Linked DNA regions of Homo sapiens: region 1 is linked to region 2. Evidence: chromatin contacts called from ENCODE Hi-C or POLR2A ChIA-PET data. All regions are on one chromosome and are shown on one strand. The core of a region is the stretch at or near the end of the contact, and the rest is flanking DNA. Distances in the headings are between cores, read along the strand shown.

Evidence for each region. Hi-C counts contacts between places; a loop is a spot of excess contacts on that map. ChIA-PET counts read pairs that join two places held with the same protein, here RNA polymerase II (POLR2A). Pooled maps may share reads with other maps.
Region 1: a loop to region 2 is called in a map of GM12878, with 2.5 times the contacts of the local background. The contact joins two enhancer-like sites. A Hi-C loop is called at or near these places in 2 of 168 maps with a recorded cell type or tissue (GM12878 and mesothelial cell of epicardium), 3 of 37 single-sample maps with no recorded cell type and 4 of 50 pooled maps. POLR2A ChIA-PET finds 5 or more read pairs at or near these places in 1 of 52 experiments (activated CD4-positive, alpha-beta T cell).

The regions. Positions count from the first base shown.
Region 1 is chr1:10,120,801-10,125,598 of GRCh38, reverse strand. It overlaps UBE4B (ubiquitination factor E4B), which reads right to left. Exons shown (of 28, transcript NM_001105562.3): 10 at 3,523-3,637. Among named protein-coding and RNA genes, the nearest start is that of KIF1B, 87 kb to the left of the region's middle. Within about 2 kb of position 2,423, at least 4 of the 41 ENCODE cell types and tissues checked have a DNase peak (open chromatin) inside an H3K27ac peak, as active enhancers do.
Region 2 is chr1:10,335,293-10,340,132 of GRCh38, reverse strand. KIF1B (kinesin family member 1B) reads right to left here. Exons shown (of 49, transcript NM_001365951.3): 29 at 3,391-3,476; 30 at 2,930-3,059; 31 at 2,600-2,762; 32 at 274-364. Among named protein-coding and RNA genes, the nearest start is that of PGD, 61 kb to the left of the region's middle. Within about 2 kb of position 1,897, at least 7 of the 41 ENCODE cell types and tissues checked have a DNase peak (open chromatin) inside an H3K27ac peak, as active enhancers do.

The sequences.
Region 1 (4,798 bases), core at 1,174-3,673, 220 kb after region 2:
ACTATGTAGCCACTAGAAAACTTGAAAAATTCCCTTTCCTACTAATTTCATTCCATGAGCACCTTAATAATTTAAAGAGCACAGTATAAAACACAGGTGCCCTGGATGACAAAGTGTCCGTGGAGTGTTGTGAGATATCAATACAGCTCTGGAAGAGATCATTCTATGGTTTCTGCAATACCAACAATCAAGGTAGATGTAACTTGCTCTCATATGCCAGATAAAAATGGAGAAGTAACACTCAGGTGTGGAGCTGGGGAATGCCAACATTGTAATGAGGAAGAAAAGACAAACAGAGGTTCCAGAATCACCAAAAATTAGTTCATAACTGGTTGTCCTGAAAAATCTCCAAATTTTTTTAGGGAGGCTACAAGTAAAATATAATTACACTTTCTTGTATAGTTATCCTTTTGTGCATTGCACAGGTAAAATATTACTAAGCATAATCTTTTTCTTTTTCTTTTTCTTTTTTCCAGACACAATTTCACTCTGTCGCACAGGCTGGAGTGCAGTGGCGCGATCTCAGCTAAATGCAGCCTCCATCACTCGGGTTCAAGAGATTCTCCTGCCTCAGCCTCCCAAGTAGCTGGGACTACAGGCATGCACTTCTGCGCCAGCTAATTTTTTGTATTTTGAGTAGAGATGGGGTTTTGCCATGTTGCCCAGCCTGGTCTCGAACTCCTGAGCTCAGGCGATCCACCTGCCTCGGCCTCCCAAAGTGCTAGGATTACAGGCGTGAGCCACCATGCCTGGCCTGACCTATATATTTTAAATAATTCTTCAATTTTCAAATGAATACCTCCTAGCACTGATTAAAAATACTGTAAGTATCCACCTCCAGTCCTAAATTCTAGCTGCTATTTATTTATCTGTGAACATTTCTCAAACATTAAAAGGAGGTAGATATTTCAGTCAAAGATTTAATAATTCACATTTGCCACTCTTTCAAGACAAAAAGGTAAAATGCTGCTTTGCAGTCCAACAGCTCCATCCCAGTTATCATTCCTCTCTAGATAAAACACATGGTAGCACATAAGAAAAGACAAAGAGTATTCAACACTGAGTGGCTGAAAAGTCAGCAGAATTCTGGGATTAAAAACAAACAGGTCTGGGCCAGGCGCTGTGGTTCACACTTGTAATCCCAGCATTTTGGGAGGCCGAGGTGGGCGGACCACTTGAGGCCAAGAGTTCAAGACCAGCCTTGAGGCCAAGAGTTCAAGACCAGCCTGGCCAACATGACAAAACTTCATCTCTACTAAAAATACAAAAATTAGCTGGGCATGGTGGTACGCTCCTATAATCCCAGCTACTTGGGAGGCTGAGGCAGGAGAATCGCTCGAACCCAGAAGGTGGAAGTTGCAGTGAGCTGAGACGGCGCCACTGCACTCCAGCCTGGGTAACAGAGAGAGACTCACCCTCAAAATTAATTAATTAATTAATAGAATAAACAGGTCTGTGGTGGTCGTATAACACTGTGAATGTAGTAAATGCCACTGAATTGTACACTTCAAAATGATGGCTTGAGGCCAGGTGTGCTGGCTCATGCCTGTAATCCCAGCACTTTGGGCGGCTGAGGCGGGTGGATCACCTGACATCAGGAATTCAACACCAGTCTGGCCAACATGGTGAAACCCCGTCTCTAATAAAAATACAAAAAATTAGCTGGGTGTGGTGGCAGGCGCCTGTAATCCCAGCTACTTGGGAGGCTAAGGCAGGAGAATCGCTTGAACCCGGGAGGCGGAGGTTGCAGTGAGCCGAGATCATGCCATTGCACTTAGGCCTGGGCAACAAGAGCAAAATTCCATCTCAAAAAACAAAACAAAACAAAACAAAACAACAACGGTGGTTTGATGTTATATGAATTTCATCTTAATTTAAAAAATGCAGGACTTCTCTGTCCAAAGCTGGTGATGGGGAAACAAACAAACAAAAAACACCCAGAGGTCATTTCATAACCTCTTGTGTAAGTTTGTTTATGAATAAAGTAGGCTCAATATACCCCTTTCAGCTGGTCACTGGGCTGATTTTATATAGAGAGAACTACTCGATTCCTCAAATGGTATCTTCTTGAATAGGAAAAGTATTCTAATTACTACCCATTACCTCTTTAATGTAGTGCATCACTCAAACCTTCCAAGACAGTAATTTTTTTTTTTTTTTTTTTTTTTTTTGAGACAGTCTTGCTCTGTCACCCAGGCTGGAATGCAGTGGTGTAATCTCGGCTCACTGCAACCTCGTCTCCTTGGTTCAAGCAATTCTCCTACCTCAGCCTCCCAAGTAGCTGGGATTACAGACACCCGTCACCACACCCAGTTAATTTTTGCATTTTTAGTAGAGACCGGGTTTCACCACGCTGGCCAGGCTGGTCTCGAACTCCTGACCTCAGGCGATCCATCCGCCTCAGCCTCCCAAAGTGTTGAGATTACAGGCGTGAGCCACTGCGCCCGGCCGACAGTGATTTATTTTCCTGAGAGTTCACTTACCCTTCTAGAGAAGAAAAGCTCACTATGTTGCCATTAATATTTCCATTAGTCAGTAAGATCATCACCTAAGATAAACAGCTAGTGAATTCCAGACAGAATACACAACACTAACTGGAATTTTTATTCTTGGATCCTGGCTGCTTCTTTTACAAATATTTTGAAGACTGCTGAAAACACAATTCCCAAGAATTCAAAGGTCTTAAAATTAACAGTTATAAATAATCTTAGGTATAAAACAGAGTGAAAGGAATCATACCAATTATAGCTATTGCCTCTGTTATTCTCTGTAGTCACAAAAAAGGAAGTGATGATACAGCAAACTGTAAGAAAATTTGATAAAAGCCCTTTCATCAGGGAAAAAACTTGTGTGACAGTTGCTAAAGGCAAAGTGCTTACTTTCCCAAACAGGTCCTTCAAACAGCAATGTTAACAACAAAGTTTCACCTTGGAAGAAACCTTCAAGACTACGTACACAGCTTTATTTTTAAGCACTACATATCTGCATTTTCACCTGGCTTTACACAATGAGATACCAAAACAATGTATAAATACCAAATGAAATAATTAGGAAGATATGAGACATCTTTCCTAGTGGGAAGAAGACAAAGATTCTATATGGCATGCAGGCTGCCAATGAGCTAATATGGTCATTAAGTTAATCTTACAAACTCAGAGAATGAATTTTTGACACTACTTATCTGGCAAATGCATATCATGCCTTATGCCGTCTCTGGGTATTCTTGTTTTAAAAGCTCCTTGAAATCAGGAACGGGGCCTTACATATTTTTTTCATATTGCCCGAAGCACCTAGTGCAGACCTTGTTTAGAAGATAGATGTTTGACTGATTCGTTGAAATGGGCACATGATTTGAACAATGCAGCTGTCAATCTGATTTCCTCAAAAGAATATTGGGTAGGCCTTCTCTCTAATAACACATGGATGTTCGAATTCAGGCAAAAGTTTTCAATGGTCAGAAATTAGCCTCGACATAGAGGCTCTCAGGCTAAAATTTGCAAGAGCAAACTCATACGACCGTACCTGCTTGAACACTTCTTCATCCTGGTGAGTGGTTCTCACCAGTTCCTGAATGAAGCCATATGGGAGATTCCTACACAGCATATACGGCACTAGGAAGGACGGCTGCTGCAAGGACCTGTGGACCCATGAACATTAGGGACGGTGATGAAGTCAACTCACTACAGAGGCACGTGAAATGTCATGTCAGCAACAACTGCCCAGTCAAAAGTCAAACTTGACATCTCCCAAATATTCTGCAAAATAGTTTCAGGCGAAAGCTAACCCTTCTTACCAATAGTAATCACTTTTTGGTCTTTTTAATGAGACACTATGGGAATTTTCAAAGAATTCATCTTTTCCTACATAGAGCCCTTTAAAAATGAAGCACTGAAAAAAGGAAGCATGGCCAGGCACGGTGGCTCACGCCTGCAATACCAGCACTTTGGCAGGCTGAGGTGGGAGGATCACTTGAGGCCCAGAGTTGAAGACCAGTCTGGGCAACACAGCAAGACTCTGTCTCTACAAAAGATGAAAATATCAACTGGGCAAGATGGTGTGTGCCTGGAGTCCTGGCTACTTGGAAGGCTGAGGCAGGAGGACTGCCTGAGCCCAGGAGTTTGAGGTTATAGTGAGCACTCCAGCCTAGACAACAGAGTGAGATTCTGTCTCTTAAAAATAAATAAATAAATAAAAATAAAAAAGAAGTATTATATGTTTTTTTTGTTGTTGTTTGTTGTTTTTTAGAGATGGAGTCTCGCTCTGTTGCCCAGGCTGGAGTATGGTGGCGCAATTTCGGCTCACTGCAACCTCCGCCTCCCGGGTTCAAGTGATTCTCCTGCTCAGCCTCCCAAGTAGCTGGGACTACAGGCGCCTGCCACCACGCCTGGCTAATTTTTGTATTTTTAGTAGAGATGGGGTTTCACCATGTTGGTCCCAAACTCCTAACCTCAGGTGATCCACCTGCCTTGGCCTCCCAAAGTGCTGGGATTACAGATGTAAGCCACCACGCCTGGCCGTATTATATGTTTCTTTATGCCTCATCTAAATTGGGGGAAAAAATATTAGTAGTGGCTGAGGGCTTATTAATTTTAATCAAGGAACGTTTTTTAAAGTTTTGGTACATGTATATAATTTTCCTTCTTTTTGAAAAGTTTCAAAAACATATGGTTATGGCATACAAAATAACATAAGAACACCTAGAATAAATAAATGTAATGTTATGTTTGTGAATTTTTATTTATTTAGTATTATTATTATTTTTTGAGACAGTCTTGCTCTGTTGCCCAGGCTGGAGTGA
Region 2 (4,840 bases), core at 648-3,147:
GGACAGAAACACTAAAACAACTCATTGCATTCAAACTGATGGAAGATTTTATTGGCAGACGAACCCACATTCACTAGGCCCACTGTAACACAGACAAGAAGGCTTGCTGCTCAGGCCGCTGTGGATGACCTCACCACTCTAGCCACGCCCTCTATTGTCTACTCTCCCCCTGCACAGCCAGTGACTTGTACCTCTTCTTATCACCCTTCCCGGGCTGAGAAAGCCAAGGTACCAGAAAAACATATGTTTGGCAAAAAGGTCCATGTCACTTACATTCTGCACATGATAAAAGGCCAGGGGACTTCCTCTGCCATTGTTTTTGAGGGGCTCCGTGGAGAATGCTTCATCATGGCGATGCAAAAAGCTTCATAAAAAAAATAAAAAGACTCGTGAACAATGCATTAAACGGTTTTATCAGAATCTCTTTCAAGAGCCCAATGTGGATCCTACAGAAAGAAGCATTCCACTTAAGCAGATTCTTTAAGTTATTTACTTTCCTTGTCAAGAACCTTTTCCATATTGCACAGAGGGCATTTTAGATTTTATTTCAAAAATGACTGAAAAATTAACTGACCCTGATCACTTAGCTATATGGAGGTATATGCAAGAATGCTTTAGAGAGAGTGAAGAAGTACATTCAATTAACTCCTCTTCCTTTGTAAAAGCTTTTTACTAAAAATAAAAACAATGTCATTTTGTACAGACAAAATTTAGCAGACTCAAGCTTCCACAGTTAGTGCGAGAGCCTGTGGATGGCATAGTTACATAAGAGTCTGTTGTGGATTCAAATGTCACCTCTTCCAGGCAGTCTTTCCTGACTTACCCTGGCAGCTTTGTGTTCCCACATTACTAGTAATGTTTTTTTCCTTAATAGCAATGATTTCACTGTAATAATGTATTTATATGCCTCTCTCCCCCAGACAGCAAGCGTTTTCCCACAGGTCTCGACACACAGAAGATACTCTGGAAAGATTTGTTAAAACAATGGGCTATATTTAGTTATTTTCACAGATAGTGAGATGTTATCGTTCTCTCTCTCTCTCTCCCTATTATTAGTCTGAAATAAAAAGAACTGCACAGTTAAAGAGGACCCAACACAAAGATTTACTGCCAGATAGAAAAATCCATCAGAAGGACACCCCTTCCATCAAGAAAAAATGGAGAAAAAGAAACTATTTTCAACTGGGGGGACAGACAGACTGGTAATATGAACTTGTTGTCTTCCAAATTAGTTCACCCGTCTGAGAACACTAGCATGCTTTTGCCAAGTGCTCCAAATCCCTGATTCCTGTATTGCTGGCACCGCAGCATTCCTGGGGTTCCCTGACGACAGGTGAACTCATTCACAGTGCTCTGCAGCCATACCTTCCCGGCACAGGCCAGAGGAGCGACTATAAAAACACAGGACGCCTTTGAGGCTGCTTTCAACAGAAGCAACATGCCCTTTTCCCCAGAGCTAACACCAGGTAGAGATGCTGCTCTTTTTAGGAGATTGTAGGACAAAGGTCAACTCACTATTATTGTCACTTCAGACATCAGTTAACCAAATAGATGTTTTCCATAAAACGTATCAGTTGCCTGATTAGAATAATAGCAACAGTTCCAAAAAACAGATTCATCTGGTGAACACTATCCTGCCCTAAGTTTGAGGGTATGAGTGAAAACACATTAAATAGGTGAAATCAATGCTCAATGGGTAATATTCCAACAACTATGACTTGTAGCAAATGATATTAGTGGCTTACTATATAGTGATCACATTTAATTTAAATCACATTTGACTCAATTTTCTGTGATAAAACCTATACAAAAGCTTTATAAACTGCACTAGGACCCATGGGACGGCCAAGGCACATTCTGAGGGGAGAGGGATGGCAGAACCCAAAGCAGCCTCTTGGTGGCACCAGTGGCAAACTGAGGGCGGTAGGTATGGAGGGGTCACACTTCAGTCTCTTGTACTGTGGCCCTTTCCAAGTACTGAAAAGACAAATTGAAGTTTGGAGGTATTAAAACTGAAGATTCACAAAAAAATGTTTTCCTGGGGCAGTCTTGAGAAGAAAGCATCCAGAGCACAGGGTTTGAGAGGGCCGCGGGAAAGAGCAAGTCCTATGTAGATGAGAAATGAGAGGTATCACATCTTCCCTACATACTAGCTTTTTTCAGTTGATGTAGAATTTATCCTTCTTTACATTGTTTAAATTTTCCTTTTCCCGAGTATTAAATAGGCGTAATTGCTAGCTAGATAAGTCATTGCTTTCAGGCTTATTAATAAGACATTTCAACATGAAGAGGACTAGAAAGACTCATCAACAGGCTTATGTGATCAGACCCTACATTCCTGGTAAAGGGGGACCGCTCACAGCAGAGCCCTGCAGCAGGATGTGCAGCATGCTCCTCCTGCCAGGGAACCCTGTTGCATTCCAGGACAGGTTTCTGGTTCTCACTCCCATAGGAGTGATGAAAGTATTTTCCTTCAGAGACTGATCAGTCTTTGTCTCAAGAGTGTTAATCCCTCACACATGTAAAGCACTCTACAGTGCACAAGAGATGTCACCTCGGTTAGCAGCTAGCTGGGAGGCAGAGCAAAGGGGCAGCTTACTTGAACTGACAGAAGATATCTGCATACTCTGGGAGGATTCCACTGGCCTGCAACACTGTTACTCGGAAAGTGAAGGCACTGCCCAGTTTCAGGTGGTTGCCAATCTCTTCAGAAAACCCTTCCATTACCATCTTACCATCCAGCAAAGTGCTTGACTTCAAATCTAAAGAGGGTCAAATGAAGACACAGATGGTTCAAATAATGCAAAGAGGAGGGAGTTGGGCATGCTTTCCATTCCTAGTTGATGAAGGCCACTATGTCCCTTGATAATGGTCAATATTTTCCCTTTGTCGAAAATGTCCCCAAGCACAGTAAACTATGTCTACATACCCAAGTCATTAATTCGACTGATTTCTTCTGGAGGAGTGATGACCTCAGAACTCTGACCCTGTCCTTCCACAATCCTCAACTCCTCCAAGGACAGACCAGAACGAGTCATTGCAACAGACGAAAAGTCACTCTGAAAAAAAGGCAGGGGCAGATACATGGTAAAGTAGTATAAAAACGTATTTTTCCCCAGTTGCCTTACTTCTGTTTATCTGTCCAACAAATAATAGTGACTGGAAAATTATATGGACTGAGGGCTGTCTGAGGAAAGGCAATGAATAAAATATGAATATTGAGTCTATACACCTTTACCTTCATAATTGTTAGACATGTCCCATATTCTATTGAACTACTCTGTGGCAACCAGCACCCTGTATTTTTCAGTTTTACAGGAGAACTGATCTCCAATGCTGAACATTCTTTCTCTTTCCACAGGGTTTTCCTTCTTCCTGACGGTTTCTCACCTGATTAAAGTATTCATTATCAAAAGATATTTTAGCTGTTCCTGACTGTCGAATTCCAGAGCCATAATCAGGAGCTTCTTCATCCGCTAAAGCAGAAAAAAAAATTAGCAAGAATTGAGTGAGACTACACAGGGGGAGGGAGGGAAAAAGCTCTTGCTGGATTATAAACTCAAGTCTTTGGCATGAGAGAATGATACCAAAGTAGTAACACGGCATGGGCTGCTTCGCACTCTATTCATGTAGATTTATCAACTTCCTCAGCTCAAATGAGACTAGTCAATAAAGAATCGGTTTCAGGCCGGGTGCGGTGGCTCACGCCTGTCATCCCAGCACTTTGAGGGGCTGAGGTGGGCAGATCACGAGGTCAGGAGTTCGAGACCAGCCTGACCAACATGGTGAAACCCCGTCTCTACTAAAAATACAAAAATTAGCCGGGCGTGGTGGCGGGCACCTGTAATCCCAGCTACTCAGGAGGCTGAGGCAGGAGAATTGCTTGAACCCGGGAGGCGGAGGTTGCAGTGAGCCGAGATTGCACCACTGCACTCCAGCCTGGGCAACAGAGCGAGACTCCGTCTCAAAAAAAAAGAATCAGTTTTATTCTTGAGATTGTTCAAATGTCATACCTAGAAATCCTGACTGTCTCCATGCTGGCAAGATAATAGTCAATAATACCCAACAAGTATTTGAAAATATTATATTGTACTTGTGGAGGAGACTTCCATATACTCAACACTGGTGATTGTGTCACAAGTTTCCATAGGGGAAAGGCTGAAAGGTCACTGGACACAGCCCAGCATTTGGGAATTAAGACAGAAAGATTACAGCAAATGACCACATTCTTTCCTCAGAACATAGGCTGGATCATGGAAAAATGGAAAATACCAAAATCTTTTTTTTTTTTCAATTGTTTTTTAAGAGATGGGGTCTCACTATGTTGCCCAGGTTGGCCTCAAACTCCTGGGCTCAAGCAATCCTGCCTCAGCCTCCCAAGTAGCTGGGACTACAGGCACGAGCCACCACAATCAGCTTATATCAGCTTGACCCGTGCATTACAAAACAACAGCCAAACAAATGTCTATTACAAGTACTCTGAGAAAAAAACAAACAAACAAAAAAACAACAACTAAGCAAGACAAAGGCCTAACAATCCTTTGTTAATAATGAAGCAGTTAAGATATATTATTTAGGCCAGGCTGGGTGCAGTGGCTGACGCCTGTAATCCAGCACTTTGGGAGGCCGAGGTGGGCAGATCATCTGAGGTCAGGAGTTTCAGACCAGCCTGGCCAAAATGGTGAAACTTCGTTTCTACTAAAAATATAAAAATTACCTGGGTGTGATGGTGGGCACCTGTAATCCCATTTACTAGGGAGGCTGAGGCATGAGAATCGCTTGAACCCAGGAAGCAGAGATTGCAGTGAGTTGAGATTGTGCCACTGCGCTCCAGCCTGGG